Regions from separate parts of the Mus musculus genome. Here region 2 is linked to region 1. The links are chromatin contacts, found by POLR2A ChIA-PET in ENCODE. All regions are on one chromosome and are shown on one strand. The core of a region is the stretch at or near the end of the contact, and the rest is flanking DNA. Distances in the headings are between cores, read along the strand shown.

Region 1 (6,675 bases), core at 2,719-5,218:
TTCTTTTCAGTCCAGGACCTTAGACTGTGGAATGTTGTCACCCACATTTCTCATAGCTCAGTCTGCCAAGGCAGACACTGGCACTAGAAGGGAAAGGGAAATTGCAGGTCAGACCTCTCACCTCAGTACAACCTAGAAACTCAAACATGTTACTGTGGTGATTCTAAACCCCATCAAGTTGATTATCATCACAATGCCCAAAGGCAAATAAAAAGTGGGTTCTGTCTACACCAAGCAGACAGTATGAACTAGTGCAAGATAAAAAGTGGGTCCTGTCTACATCCAGGCAGACAGTATGAACTAGTGCAAGATAAAAAGTGGGTCCTGGCCAGATGGTAGTGGCGCACGCCTTTGATCCCAGCACTCGGGAGGCAGAGGCAGGTGGATTTCTGAGTTCAAGGCCAGCCTGGTCTACAAAGTGAGTTCTAGGACAGCCAAGGCTATACAGAAAAACCCTGTCTCGAAAAACAAAACAAAACAAAACAAAACAAAACAAAAGACAAGTTGTTTTATTGTTTTAATTTTTTCAATATTTATTTCCATGTATGAGTTTTGCCCACCAGGATGAGCATGAATCTCATTATGTGCATAAGTGTTCTCAATCACTGAGCCATTGCCCCAGTTTCTCTAGTGTTTTGAGACAAGATCTTACGATGTAGCCCTGATTAGCCTGAAACTCTCTGGAGACTAGGCTACCTTCAAACTCAGAGATCTCCCTATTCCTGCCTCCCAAATACTGGAATTAAAAGCATGTGCTACCACACTAAGCAACGATGTTTTTAGCCAGTCTCTGAAACATTTATTTATAGAACTTCAAATTAGTTTCCATAGCACATATGCCTTTAAAAAGTCTTCAAAGCTGGATATGGAGGCAGAGCCTGGTGAGGCTCTATACAAGCTCCAGGACAGCCAGGGCTACCCAGAGAAACCCTGTCTCAAAACCAAATAAACAGATCCACCTGCTTCTGCTTCCCAAGGGCTGGGAGTGAGGTGTGAGCCACCCCACTCAGCCCTTGCTTGTCTTTTTCTATTTTTTGTTTTGTTTGAGACAGGGTCTCTCTATTATGCATTATGGCATTTAAAAAAAGATTTATTTAAGTATCTGAGTGTCCTATCTGTATGTACACCTGCATGCTAGGAGATGGCATCAGATCCCATTACAGATGGTTATAAGCCATCATGTGGTTGGTGGGAATTGATTTCAGGACCTCTGGAAGAGCAGTCAGTGCTCTTAACCCCTGAGCCATCTCTCCAGCCCCTGTTGTTTTGTTTTTTGAGACAGGGTTTCTACGTATAGCAGCCCTGGCTGTCTGAAACTCACTCTGGACCAGGCTGACTTTGAACCTTGAGAAAAGAAAGAAGGGAGCATAGAGTACTTACCAAGGCTCAAATGCCCTCAATTGCGGCCAGCAATTCATGTGTCTTCCAGCAAACTGGGGCTACAGATACCCTGGGTCCCCGGAAATCCTAGCTTGGTGGCCCTTAGCCATCTTGGCCTCCATAGGTTAGCAACATGCTGGGATAAGTAAGGCTCAGACTCTTGGAAGAAAAGAAAGAAGGGTCCAAAGATTCAGTTCTCACAATCTTTCTGCTAATTCTCAAAATAGTAAAAGCCAGGAAGCTCAGCTTTCAGAGCTCAGCAGCTTGATGGTACACTTGATTTATAAAGCCCAGGATATTTAGCAACAAATTTTTTTTTTTTTTTTTTTTGGTGTTTTTGAGACAGGGTTTCTCTGTGTAGTCCTGGCTGTCCTGGAACTCACTTTGTAGACCAGGCTGGCCTTGAACTCAGAAATCCAACTGCCTCTGCCTCCCGAGTGCTGGGATCAAAGGCGTGCGCCACCACACCCGGCTTAGCAACAAATTTTTATCAACACCTCTGAGTAAATCATGCTTTAGATTTAATTTATGTTAAAACTTACATACGTGGGCTGGAGAGATGGCTCAGTGGTTAAGAGCACCGACTGCTCTTCCAAAGACAATGAGATCTGATGCCCTCTTCTGGTGCATCTGAAGACAGCTACAGTGTACTTAGATATAATAATAAATAAATCTTAAAAAAAAAAACTTACACATGTGCCAAATTAAATTACATACTTACATACATGCCAAATTAAATTACTTTGAACATTAGGGGAAAAGCAGGGGAGAAGCTGTTAGCCCAGCTTCTTCGGTCCTCACCAGCCATCTGGGGTGACCCCAGATTTCTAGGGTTTCTAGGGTGTCCGTGCTGTTCTGGACCAAAAACTCTATTAGCCTCTCTAATCACAGACACCATTAATCTTCACAGAATGGTACATGCTCCCTGTGTGAGCATTACTACATCATCACAGGGCCCTTTCCCTACAAGAACCGGCTGAAGTCCCTGGACCACTGCTCTTCTGACCCACTGAGATGGTTAATCTTGGTTGTCAACTTGATTGGATTCAGAATTAACGCACCTCGGGGCACACCGGTGAGGGAGCTTTGTGATTAAGTGTGAAGGCCCAACCTGAACCTGACCAGCACTTCCCAGTGTCTTTGTAGGCAGTGCGAGATTTGCTTTTGTGGCTTTTCTCTCACTAGTCCGTCTACCTTTTTGCTGCCATCTTTCACTGACATCAGGGCCCAGCTTCTTCAGCCTTCCAACTAGTGCTGAAGACCAGGAACCCGCCATGATTTCAGCACCAGATTAAGACTACAAGGACATGTAGTTTCTTAGAAAGCTACTGGCTCTCAGCCTTTCTAGTGTGAATAACCCAGACTGGATGATGTAAGTGAGGGTCATCGTTTATTTGTTCCGTTCCACCAGAGAACAGCTAGCATCCACTTACCACTCATGTCTGACCACAGCAGACACAACAGCAATGCAAGAAAATCAGCTTATCCCTAATATCCTATACATTAAATAATCTTAAATCCAACAAGGGTACCAGACCAAACTGTCTAGATCTGCTAACCCCACCCCAAAAAATGAATACCTCAGGAAAGCAGACTTCAGAAGCAGGCTCCTCTTCCTGACTGTCCCACAGGACACACCCAGCTCCTTGGACCGAGATAATCTCTTCTCTCCATCTCTCCGGGATCACCAAAGTGCACATTGGCCACTTTCCTATCTTTCACAGCAATATGTAATCCAAATCTAAGTCACCTTTGTACCTTCCTCCTGAAGCTCACCTTAGCTCTGTTCCTCTTTCTTCGTTCCTGCCTCAAATCTACTTAGATAACCGCGGGGATTGTGTGCATATCCCTTTCTTCCGCAAATAACGGAGCAAGAATGTGCTAGGCAAACCGGGCGGTGGCGCTCGTCTTTAATCCCAGCAGTTGGGAGGCAGAGGCAGGCAGATTTCTGAGTTCTAGGCCAGCCTAGCCTGGTCTACAGAGTGAGTTCCAGGACAGCCAGGGCTACAAAACAAACAAACAAACAAACAAAAGAATGTGTTGGCAAAGTCGGGAGGCGGGGCACTACGGCGGGTGCTACTCTTTAGCCTCGTGCAGAGACCAGATCCTCTATGTCCTTGCTAAGAAGTTACTGACGTAACCCCGGTATAGACTAGCGTGCCTCTTCTTCTCCCAGCGATCCTGAACGCCTTTGCTGTTCCTTCTGCCCCACGCATTCTTGTCAGAAATGTCTCCTGGGAGAAACCTCCTTCAACATTTCCTCAAACTTTTTTCCTTTCTGGCCTCATCGGCCGCCCGCTACACCCAGTCAGCTGTATCCCACCAGCACAGAGACCATATCTATGCAATCACCACTAACTACCAGAGACTTGACCATAGGAACTCACCGTCCGTACCAGCCTGTCCCTTTACTACAATAACGCGGCCTCAGCAGGGTGCCTTAGATCCTAATGACAGCAGAGGCAACCCGAGTAGCTCCATCCACACAGATCCGGTAGGCGCCAAAGAGCACAAACCTCTGGTGCCGGTCAGCCAATCATCGCGCGCTTCAGAATGAGCAAAACAAGTCCAGGAAACTTTAGACCAGTCGGGGAGGGGGGGCGGGGGGGGGGACCGTAGGCGCTACGACGCTCCGCCCACACACAGTTGCTGTCCTTTAGTCCTCCACCGCTAACTTGCATTGGCTGAGTGTGCTTACGTCATCGTCGCGCGACGACGGCTGCGCCTTCCCGCTTCTCACCTCTGACGACAAAGTTGCGCCGGCGTCCTGGTCTGAGAAGAGCGGGAGGAGGTGGCGGCCTTGGGAAGATGTAAGTCGGGGTAGGAATCCGGCTGCATCCGACCTCCGGGGACCTTCTGCCAGGCTTGGCGGGGCGCATCGTGGAGCCGGTTGCGTTCCTCAGTGCGGCAGAGGCCCGCCGGCGAGGAACAGAGCCCGAGGAGAGAGTGTGGTTCAGGTCGGGCGGAGTGGGAGGTGTCGAGGCCGCGGCCCGGAAGTGGTCGAGGCGGTCACCGACGGAAGGGTGATCCCGCACGGTTCGCTCGGCGGCGACCCGCTTTAGCCTGCAGGACTCCAGCAGCTGCGAGCCCTGCCGCTTCTCTTGTTTTCTTGTCAGGCTGGAGACCTAGGCTCGCCACACCGGGCCCGACCTGAGTAGTGAGTGGAGAAAGAGGGTGGGAGGCGAGGTCGATGTCTGTGGCCGGAGCGGACGGTGCAGATTGCGAGCCGGCCTAAAAGGTTGGTTTCCTTTAAAGATCTCTTTCCACGAGTGTCTGTCGGAATCCAGTGTGCAGTTCTCAGTTCTGGGCATTGAGGATCCGTCCTAGGATGGACCGAGCACGGTTACGGAGCTCAGCGGGAGAGGATATGGGAAGGTTATGGTTGATGGTAGAGACGTGGTGGAGGCTTGCTTTCTCTACCTTGTGTTACTTCGTAGGCACTGTGTCTCCGATGTGCTTTTATATGTAGAGAGTGCTTTCAGATTGCCAAGACGCCCTCTGCTCGAGATTTAACCATTTGTTTTCTCCTCTCTCTGACTGTTGGACGCACACCTTTCCGGAGGATGGGAGAGGTGACCAAGGTCCTGAGCTGTTACCTGAGCTTGAGTGAACAGAGACCCTCACCTTTGCTTTCTAGCACTCGACCACACCCAGCAAAGAGTTCGCTTACGCCGCAGTTCATAATTTGTAGACTGCTTAACAATGGGTTCTGCCTGTTTCATAAAGTACATTCCAGCAGGTCGGGGTGCGGGTGCACAAGGGTGATCTCTACCCTTTGTCACTGGTATGAAGCACTTGAATAGTAACCCAAACCCCAAAAGTACATACCAGATTTAAATGACTTAGTATAGAAAACCCACAAGAAATTTAGTAATTTTATGTTGATTATATGTTACAAAGGTAATGTTCATTTTGTTAAAAACTAGTTTTGGGACCCACACACTGCCTTTAATCCCAGCACTCAGATGGCAAGTCAGAGTTTGAGGCTAGCTTGATCAACCTAGGCTAGCCAGGGCTGCCTAGTGAGACCATGTTTCAATAGGGGGGAAAAAGCCTTTAATTTTGGACTGTCAGTACTTGTGAATGGTAGAGGTCTTGTTGAGTATACTGGGCTCAGTGTTACTTCGTGTAGCCTTGCCTGTCCTGGAAGTAGACCAGGACAGACCTTTGAACTCGAGAGCCTCATTTCCCAGTTCTTGTTTCTAAAAAAAATAAGAAAGGTTTCACTAACTTTTGTGACTTGGCTGAAAGGAGATTAAAGGGTGTGCTCATGGTTCACACTCATGGACAGTGCTGCTTTTAGTGATCTCATCCAAAAGTCAGCTGAGCTGTAACACAGTTAACTAAGCAGCCAGAAATCAAACTTACCACTGAGCTTTTAGCTGGGTGCCTTGCCAGATTGATAGATTGATTTAGCCAAGCAAGGTTTAGGGAGCTAATTGTCAGGATTACTTAACTTGGTAGTATGCTTTTGCCTGTTGTGCACAAAGCCCTGGTTTCAGTCTCCAGCTCCATATCGAAAGCCTATAATCCCAGGCGGAGGCAGGAGATTCAAGTCATCCTACATAGAACATTTGAAGCCAGCCTGGGCTAGAGACCTTGTCTTTAATAGAATAAGCCTTTGGTTCCTGTACTCAGGAGACAGGAAGGATGAGTCCCAGCAAGGTGTCATGGTACACAGCTTTAATCCCAGCACTTGGGAAACAAAAGTGGGGGAATCTCTGTGACAGCCAGAGCTACAGGATAGCAAAAAAAAAAAAAAAAATTAAGAATGAGTGCCACAGCTGGACAGTGGTGGCACAGGCCTTTAATCCCAGCACTTGAGAGGCAGAGGCAGGTGGATTTCTTGAAGCCAGCCTGGTCTACAGAGTGGGTTCCAGGACAGCCAGGACTGCCCAGAGAAACCCTGTCTCGAGAAAAAAAAAAAAAAAGACTTGAAGCCTGAAACACAGGCTTGCTTGCTTGCTTACTCCAGACCATGGAAGATAGCTGAAAAGATATAGTCCTGGAAAGAAGCTAGATAGGTAATCATTTGCCATTTCTATTTGTCAAAGTAGTGGAAGGGAACTGTTCTCATGAGCTAGACTTATTCAGCAGCATTTAGAAGGGCCCTGTTTCTGAAAAGATGTATTCTCGCCTTACACTTGAGGAAGGTGAGGAAGAAGAGTTAGGATGTATCCTGAGGCCTTTTTTTGTATTTTGCTCCAAGAGAAGTCCCAGGGAGAATTAGCTGTCTTTAGTTGAGTACTTACTGTTACGTGGCATTATTGCTAAACCCTTAACACTGCCTATAAG
Region 2 (6,675 bases), core at 1,280-3,779, 110 kb after region 1:
CGTTTCCCCTGCAAACGCGACCCCCTCTGGCATCCTCCTCTGGCTCTCTTGGAACTGGACGCGTTTATTTCTTGGCTTCTATGCTTCTATACTGTGACCTCCTCTGCTTGGGACTTTCAAGAATCATCAAGTCCGACACTAGCAGCTCAGTCTTAGAAGTCTATTTTCTTTAAGCCATTTACTCTTCCCTAGGACTGGCATTCTGGGATACTAAGAGTATCTGTTGAAGGATGGGGGTTTCTCATGCACAAGCCAGTCAGAGATCTGATAAACTGCTGGGTGCCTACAGATTTATGGGAATCCTTGTCTACAGTACGATACAACCAGCTGACAGTTCTTAAAAGCAGCCATAGGCTGGCACTTCACACATATGGCGCTTATGGTAGAGTAATAATGACCATGGGCTCTAGACTCAGACAGACCTGGGTTCAAATTCTACTTTGACCATGCAAGAGAGGAATAACTGGGTAAGTTGCGTGACCTTGAAGGAGACTGTATTTCTCACTATAAAACATTTTAATGGATCCAAGTCGGAAAGGAGCTATCAGAGGTAGCTTCAGCTCGACCTTCTTCCTATTTTCTGCACCAGGCATTGCTTCATCTGAGATGTATACCCTCTGGGGCTTAGAATAGGGATACCCCCAAAGACTGTTTAGTCTGACCCCCAAGGAACTAGAAGCCAGCCAGAAAGAAAGGGTATGGAGCTCCATTTGTTTCTAGTGTGTCAGCCTCAGCTCATTACTAAACACCCCGATCTTTCCTGTTCATTTCCTGAAAGACTCTGATGTACAGCTACAAGAAGTTATATCAAGGAACTTCTTGGATTTGGGCAATACTTTTGGCCACTCCTTCCTAGTCACCTTAGTCAGGCTGTACACAGCCATTCTCATTTCCTGAAGAGACAGCTGCAAATAGATTTAGGACCTCAGGGTACAGGGACTTGAGTTTCTGCAGAGAAACATGAATGTATAGAGGATCTTCAGGATTGTCTTTATGACTGCAGCAGCGCCTGCCACAAAGATCCTCAGGAAAGAGATCTGGGACATGGAGAGGCCCCTGAAGAACAAGGCTGCAAAGGAATGAGCCTGTGCGTGCAGGGAGCGGGGCAGGAGGGGAGATGAGACAGATATCTCTAGACCTCAGCCTCATCTGATCATGTTGGCCTGCCTCAAAAGAATCTAGGCTGGGACAACTGGCCTCTAGTGAGGGTTAGAAGACGCTGGTCTAGCTTCCTCACTATTTTACTTGACTCATAAATCATCACACATACCAGAGGCTCTCAGACTTTACCCTGCTCTGCCTCTTAACCTTACCTATCACTTACCTATACTTGCTGGCTTGCTCCTCTGACTCCCCCTGCCTGTAAGGCTCTTCCTGAAATGTCTCAAGACTGACTGCTTCTCCATCAGATCTTCAGCTAACTGTAGGTCTCCCTACCAAAGATTTAAGAACGCCCAATACTCAATACTTTATCTGTGTTCAGTTCCCCCCCCCCCGTAAAACTTATCACAGTTCCTCATGATTTTTAACTTTTTATTTTAACTAGAATAACAGTACTGCAGGTGAGTTGCCACAAGGAGACAGTTACCAAAGTCTTGAGACATTTTTGTCATAACAAAACAGGGCTGTGGGTGTTACTACTACCATTCAGTGAACAAACTCAGAATTGCTGCTGGACTGCGTACAATGCACAGGACCCTAGAGGCAGAATGGTCTGTCTCAAAACCGCGTACCAGATGAGCTTATCAGTTTGGAATCCGGTTCTCCGCCGACTTTCCAGAGCCTAGGATACTGCTTGGCACACAGGCAGCGCTCAAAAAAACATAGGAGTGCAAAGACAACGAAAGAGAGAGTGAAGGGAAGGAGTGACAGACGGATTTACTTGGAGTCAGGAGGACTTATAGAGGCTGAGACCCCAGCCGTCTCAGTCCCGCCCCCCAGGCTAGGCCCACGACCGCTCGCGACGCTCCCACAACCAGCCCGCGCTCCACCGCACTCCCCGGAAGAAGGAGCCCCAGGTCTTGTGCTCCGCGCACTCACTCACCCGCCCGCGGCTGCCTAGGAGCAGCGACTTCACCCACCGGCATCATCTTGCCCCTCTCGGCCCGCGGCCGGGAAAGGTTTCAGGATACAGGAGCCGGAAGTCCCGGGGCAGGTCGGAACTTGTAGTTCACGGACTTCAGGAACTCTAGGTGCTGCTTCACGCTTTGAGCTTCCTAAACTACGACTTCCGGCGACCTCTGTACTGAAGGACCGGATTGGTAGCTTCAGAATCACTCTATGTTGCACATTGGAATTTGATTGGCTAACTGAACTCGTCACTCATGGACTCAATGGCTCTACAACCGGGAGGATATTCGAGCTACTCAAAATACCGCCTCCAAAACAAAAGTCGCTGTACGATTGGTGGAAATTGCAGGACAGCTCGAGGAGCATATCAGCAGTGGAGGAAGGTGGGCACTTCCTCAGAGGTGGCCCAATCACATAAGGGGCAGTTCTATAAACTCTTGAGCCTCGCGAGCAGTCGCTCTTTTTGGGAGTGAGTGTGTTCGTGGTCCCTTTCATCTAGGTTTTGTAAGGAACGTTTTGGGAGTAGTGCTCGCCGAATGGAACTCAAAGGACCTCTGCTACAGATCTGCCTTCCTCCCGAGCTGAAGTGCTTTAGTCCTAAGGGTTTAACCCTTCCCCATTTTTCTTCTGACTCCATTTTTGCAGGTATGAACTGGTCGGGCCTGGCTTCCCTTTTCAGCCCCAAGCCCGTGATGAATTAATTTCTGACACCTCGTATGAAAACTGCATGCGTAGTCTGATTACATTATAAGACTGAGGCTTGGGCGCGACGTCACTAATTGGATGGGTTTTGAGTGAAAAGTTAACCAAAGTAAAGATTTATGTTTGATTTTTTTTTTTTCAGGGCATGTTGAGTCGGCTGCATCTAGAGATCCAACGAGTAGGAGTGTTGGCTGGTAAGCTGGGCATCCGTGTATCTGAGTTTCTTAGCAATAAAGTGAAATGCAATCTTACTGTGGTTTCAGACGTTGTGATTTCATGTGCTGATAGCACAGTGCCGTAGAGGCCCTGGTTTGGCGTCACACAGTCCGCAAAGGGGTTGACTAAGATATTCTGTTTGAATCATTCTAATCTAGGGTGACCTTATAAGCCAGCACTACTTAAGGAATAGGCTGTGGGGCACCCTAATCTTGATAGTAAACTATTCCTGTGGGAATTTTGGTGACGGTATCAGCGCATGTGTAAATTAAGTGTTTCCCCAGGTGAAGTACCTTTACCCCCCCACTAAGCCATTTTTGCCCCAGGAGGTGGTTTTCCACAGATGACACAAACTCCAGAAACACCTTTATTAATAGGGACTTAGAGGACAGGTTTTCACTCAACATTTGTGGCTTGGTGACTTTAGTACAAAGTGGAACGGACTGGGCCAGCCTGCTAAGTTGTGACTGGGTTCTATCATTCTGACCTTGCTGTGCGTCCCTATATCAGCCTCCTAGTGAGTCGGAAGCAGTCCAACAAATGGACAGTGACTGACATAGCCTTGAGTGGGGTCCTGTCTGAGCAGTGTGCTGCGTGTGGTCCCCCTCCTCACTTCTGGGAGTGCCCAGAAGAGGGCAGCAATGTGCTGTGGCCTGGTTTTTATGCTTCAAGACCATTTCTGGTGGCCACTGGGGCAAAGGGTAAGCATTAGCCTCTGGTGTCTTTGAGAAGACACTAGGGCATCCATCCTTTGAGGACAAGTCTATAGACTCGGGCAATTCTCAAAGGCAGAACTGCTTCCTCCAGCGTGGAACTGAGTTTCAGCAAGGTTCAGAGTCGACAGCAGGAGACCCCTCGGCCCTCCCTCTTAACATAGTCATGCAGCCTGAAGCGCGGCTCGCTGGGAGCCTTGGCTGATCTCTGTTTCAGCTCCCTGAAGAGCAACAGGGGAGGGGATGTAGATAACATAGAACAAGGTAGCCCACTTATCCTAGAATGTGAGGTAGTGTTTGTTCATTACCAGGACTTACTTTGCTATGGCTGTAAAAGCCAAGTCCACGTTGAGGCCAGTCCTTGCGCTGGTCTCCATGAAAGGTAGCCCATACTCCTGCAAATAGTTACTGCCAGCTAGGTGCTGGGCACCTGGGGGCAGCTCAGTGTCCCAATCTCAAGAACACCCTCATCGTCCTCCCTGTCGACTCACCTTGGCTAATTTCTCCCCATCTTCCCTCTTTACCACACGGTCTTGAGTAGAGTCAACCTGGCCAGGCACAGGGATTTCATTAGTGCCTGTCCCCGGTGCACCCTGTGGGCCAGGCTGGAGAGGACAGGCCCAGAGTCCTACCTTGTTCCCTAGCAGCATGAGCACCACATCCTGCTGGGCATATTCCTGGATCTCTGTCAACCAGGCCTGTATAGGGAAAGCTGAGGCCAGTCTCAGGGCTGGTCCTTGTGGCCTCTTGTGCCACACCTGATTGAGTGGCTTTGCTAGAAGCCCTTATTTATCCAGGTGGTCCTGCTAATGGAGCCAGGTGTCACCCAGGCCCGTTGAGTTAGCCAATAGCCTGGCAACCATGAGCTGAGGGGTTCATCATGTCTATCCTTCCTGTTAAGTAACAGGACTCGGGCTCCTGATGCCATTTAGACAGTCTTGATTCATTCCCCCACCAAGGCCACTGACCTGAATGTTGTCGAAGGAATCTTTGTTGGTGATGTCGTAGAGCAGCAACAGTGCTGGATATAGAAAGCAATGAAGACGTCCCTGGGGGGGGCCTGGTGGCTCCTAACTACCTGCACCCTTTTAGATACTCCCAAGTGACTGCATCACCCTCACCTGCTGTCCCATAAGTGTGCCTACTTGCCTCCTGCCCCCATGCCAGTAGGCAACCCACACTATGTGGAGGATAGCCAGACCCCATGTCAATGGGCTTACCGTGAGCATCTCGGTAGTAGGCATGGGTGACACTTCGGAACCGCTCCTGACCAGCTGTGTCCCAGATCTGTGGCAACAGGCACTGGTCATACTGCCCAACCTCTCTCCCTTGTGTCTCCAGCCCCACACTCCTGTCACCTCACCTGCAGCTTCACCTTCATGCCATCCACATCCAGAACTTTATTCTGAAACAGAAGCAGCCAGCAAGCAGTAAGGATGCCTGCCATCCTCTGGTGGAAGTAGGAAAGGCAGTAATAGAAGCAATGGATGGACTTCCCACTGAGTGGAAGTTGGAGGCCCTCCTATCCCATTCCTACAGTGCCTCCAGTGCCAACCCTGGGCCTCTGTTAACAAGCACGTACACCCCAGGTCATACCAGCTCCTACTTGTCAAAAGTGTGGAACTGTTAGTACACTTCCGGCATAAAGACAGATACTAGCTTAGGAGCACCTTCAACTTGAGCTCCTTCACCCTGCCTGGAGAAGCTGATTTTATCCCCTCCCCCCTCAGTCACTGGGACACCCATTTCCCAGGAGATGGTCTTATGCTTGTCTGACTCTCTACTGTGCCCACAGAGCCCAGATCTATGGTTGATATATAGGGGATATTCGTGAATTTGCTGTCTGCAAGTTTTCCAGATCGGTCCCTTTCAAGATGAGACACTAGACTAAAGTGCCATCCACCTGTCATCCCAAAGAAGGGCTGACTAGAGGGTGGAGCTACAGGAGGCCAAGCCTGGCTCTCCCTTTCTCCAGAGCTTCCAGATCTTGAGGGACCCAGGCTCAGCCTGGCATCTGCCTGGCACAGGAGGGTGCTTCGCCTTTCCTGCACCCTGAACAGGGGTGCAAACCAAGCAGCCCTACAAACCAAGAGGAGGAGGGGGAGGCCATGACAGGCAAGGAGACCCGTTTTCATGCCTCTCCTCCTCCCTCTGGTACTTCAGCCTTTACTTCACCCTAGACTCTTATAACCTAGAGGGCTTAAGGAGACCTACAGTCTTCCAGGCCTGTATAGGATAAAGAACAGGTCCCACTGGAGGGAGCCCCTTTTCCTGTCTCCAGAAATGGGCCTTCCTCCCAACCCCCTGCTAACTGGGTCAAATTAAAGGGTGAGAAAAAATGCAAATTCAGGATTTGCCAAGAACACACCAACACCTCAGCACATGAGATTCAGACTGGGTGGGGGTGGGGATGGGCTTTAACACTAGCACTCGAGACCCTGCCTGGGATCCTAAGGAGGTCTCCATATGCAAATGCAGGGATCTCCTGAGTGAACAGGCCTTAGGTTTTCTCTCGCTGTCACTATCCTGGAGCACAGCATCAACCCCTGGGATGAGAAAACGGCTTCCGCTGAATGCAGGCACTACCCTGGGTATTAGGAGGCTTCCCAGGACCCCCGGACTCTCAGGGGTGGGTGGCAGATGCTTTGGTAGCTAAGCTCCACCCCCTGGGCCTATGGACATGTCAGGAGATTGAGAATCCACAGCCAAGGGTACTAGGAGGACTATGTATAGGAACCATAGCACAGTGGGACCCAGTCAGAGCTCGGGACACCGGCCTCTACTCTCACCCGGAAGTCGATGCCCACAGTGGAGATGAAGGTACCAGCCAGGAAAGCCCCATCCTTGAAGCGCACAAGCAGGCAGGTCTTCCCCACACCGGAATCCCCCACCAGCATGACCTAGAACAGGCAGGAGGATCAGAGGATTCAGGCTTGGAGCCGAGGGCCTTGCCCACCTAGAGATGCTTCTGATC

What was found. ChIA-PET counts read pairs that join two places held with the same protein, here RNA polymerase II (POLR2A).
Region 2: POLR2A ChIA-PET joins it to region 1 with 44 read pairs in embryonic stem cell. The contact joins the promoter of Rab26os here to the promoter of D330041H03Rik in region 1. POLR2A ChIA-PET finds 5 or more read pairs at or near these places in 4 of 5 experiments (Patski and embryonic stem cell).

Annotation. Positions count from the first base shown.
Region 1 is chr17:24,410,545-24,417,219 of GRCm38, forward strand. It overlaps D330041H03Rik (RIKEN cDNA D330041H03 gene), which reads right to left and starts at 3,969. Exons shown (of 6, transcript NR_033554.1): 1 at 3,768-3,969; 2 at 3,157-3,384; 3 at 1,923-2,030; 4 at 1,381-1,539. It overlaps Rnps1 (RNA binding protein with serine rich domain 1), which reads left to right and starts at 4,131. Exons shown (of 9, transcript NM_009070.2): 1 at 4,131-4,190; 2 at 4,497-4,618.
Region 2 is chr17:24,525,722-24,532,396 of GRCm38, forward strand. Rab26os (RAB26, member RAS oncogene family, opposite strand) reads left to right here and starts at 2,530. Exons shown (of 2, transcript NR_045289.1): 1 at 2,530-2,715; 2 at 2,915-3,023. Traf7 (TNF receptor-associated factor 7) reads right to left here and starts at 2,217. Exons shown (of 21, transcript NM_001172113.1): 1 at 2,045-2,217. It overlaps Rab26 (RAB26, member RAS oncogene family), which reads right to left. Exons shown (of 9, transcript NM_177375.1): 2 at 6,491-6,601; 3 at 5,065-5,106; 4 at 4,922-4,988; 5 at 4,670-4,722; 6 at 4,334-4,399; 7 at 4,193-4,249; 8 at 4,020-4,096; 9 at 3,333-3,922. The coding sequence ends at 3,820. LOC115488833 (a small nucleolar RNA gene) reads left to right here and starts at 2,755; the gene lies at 2,755-2,832.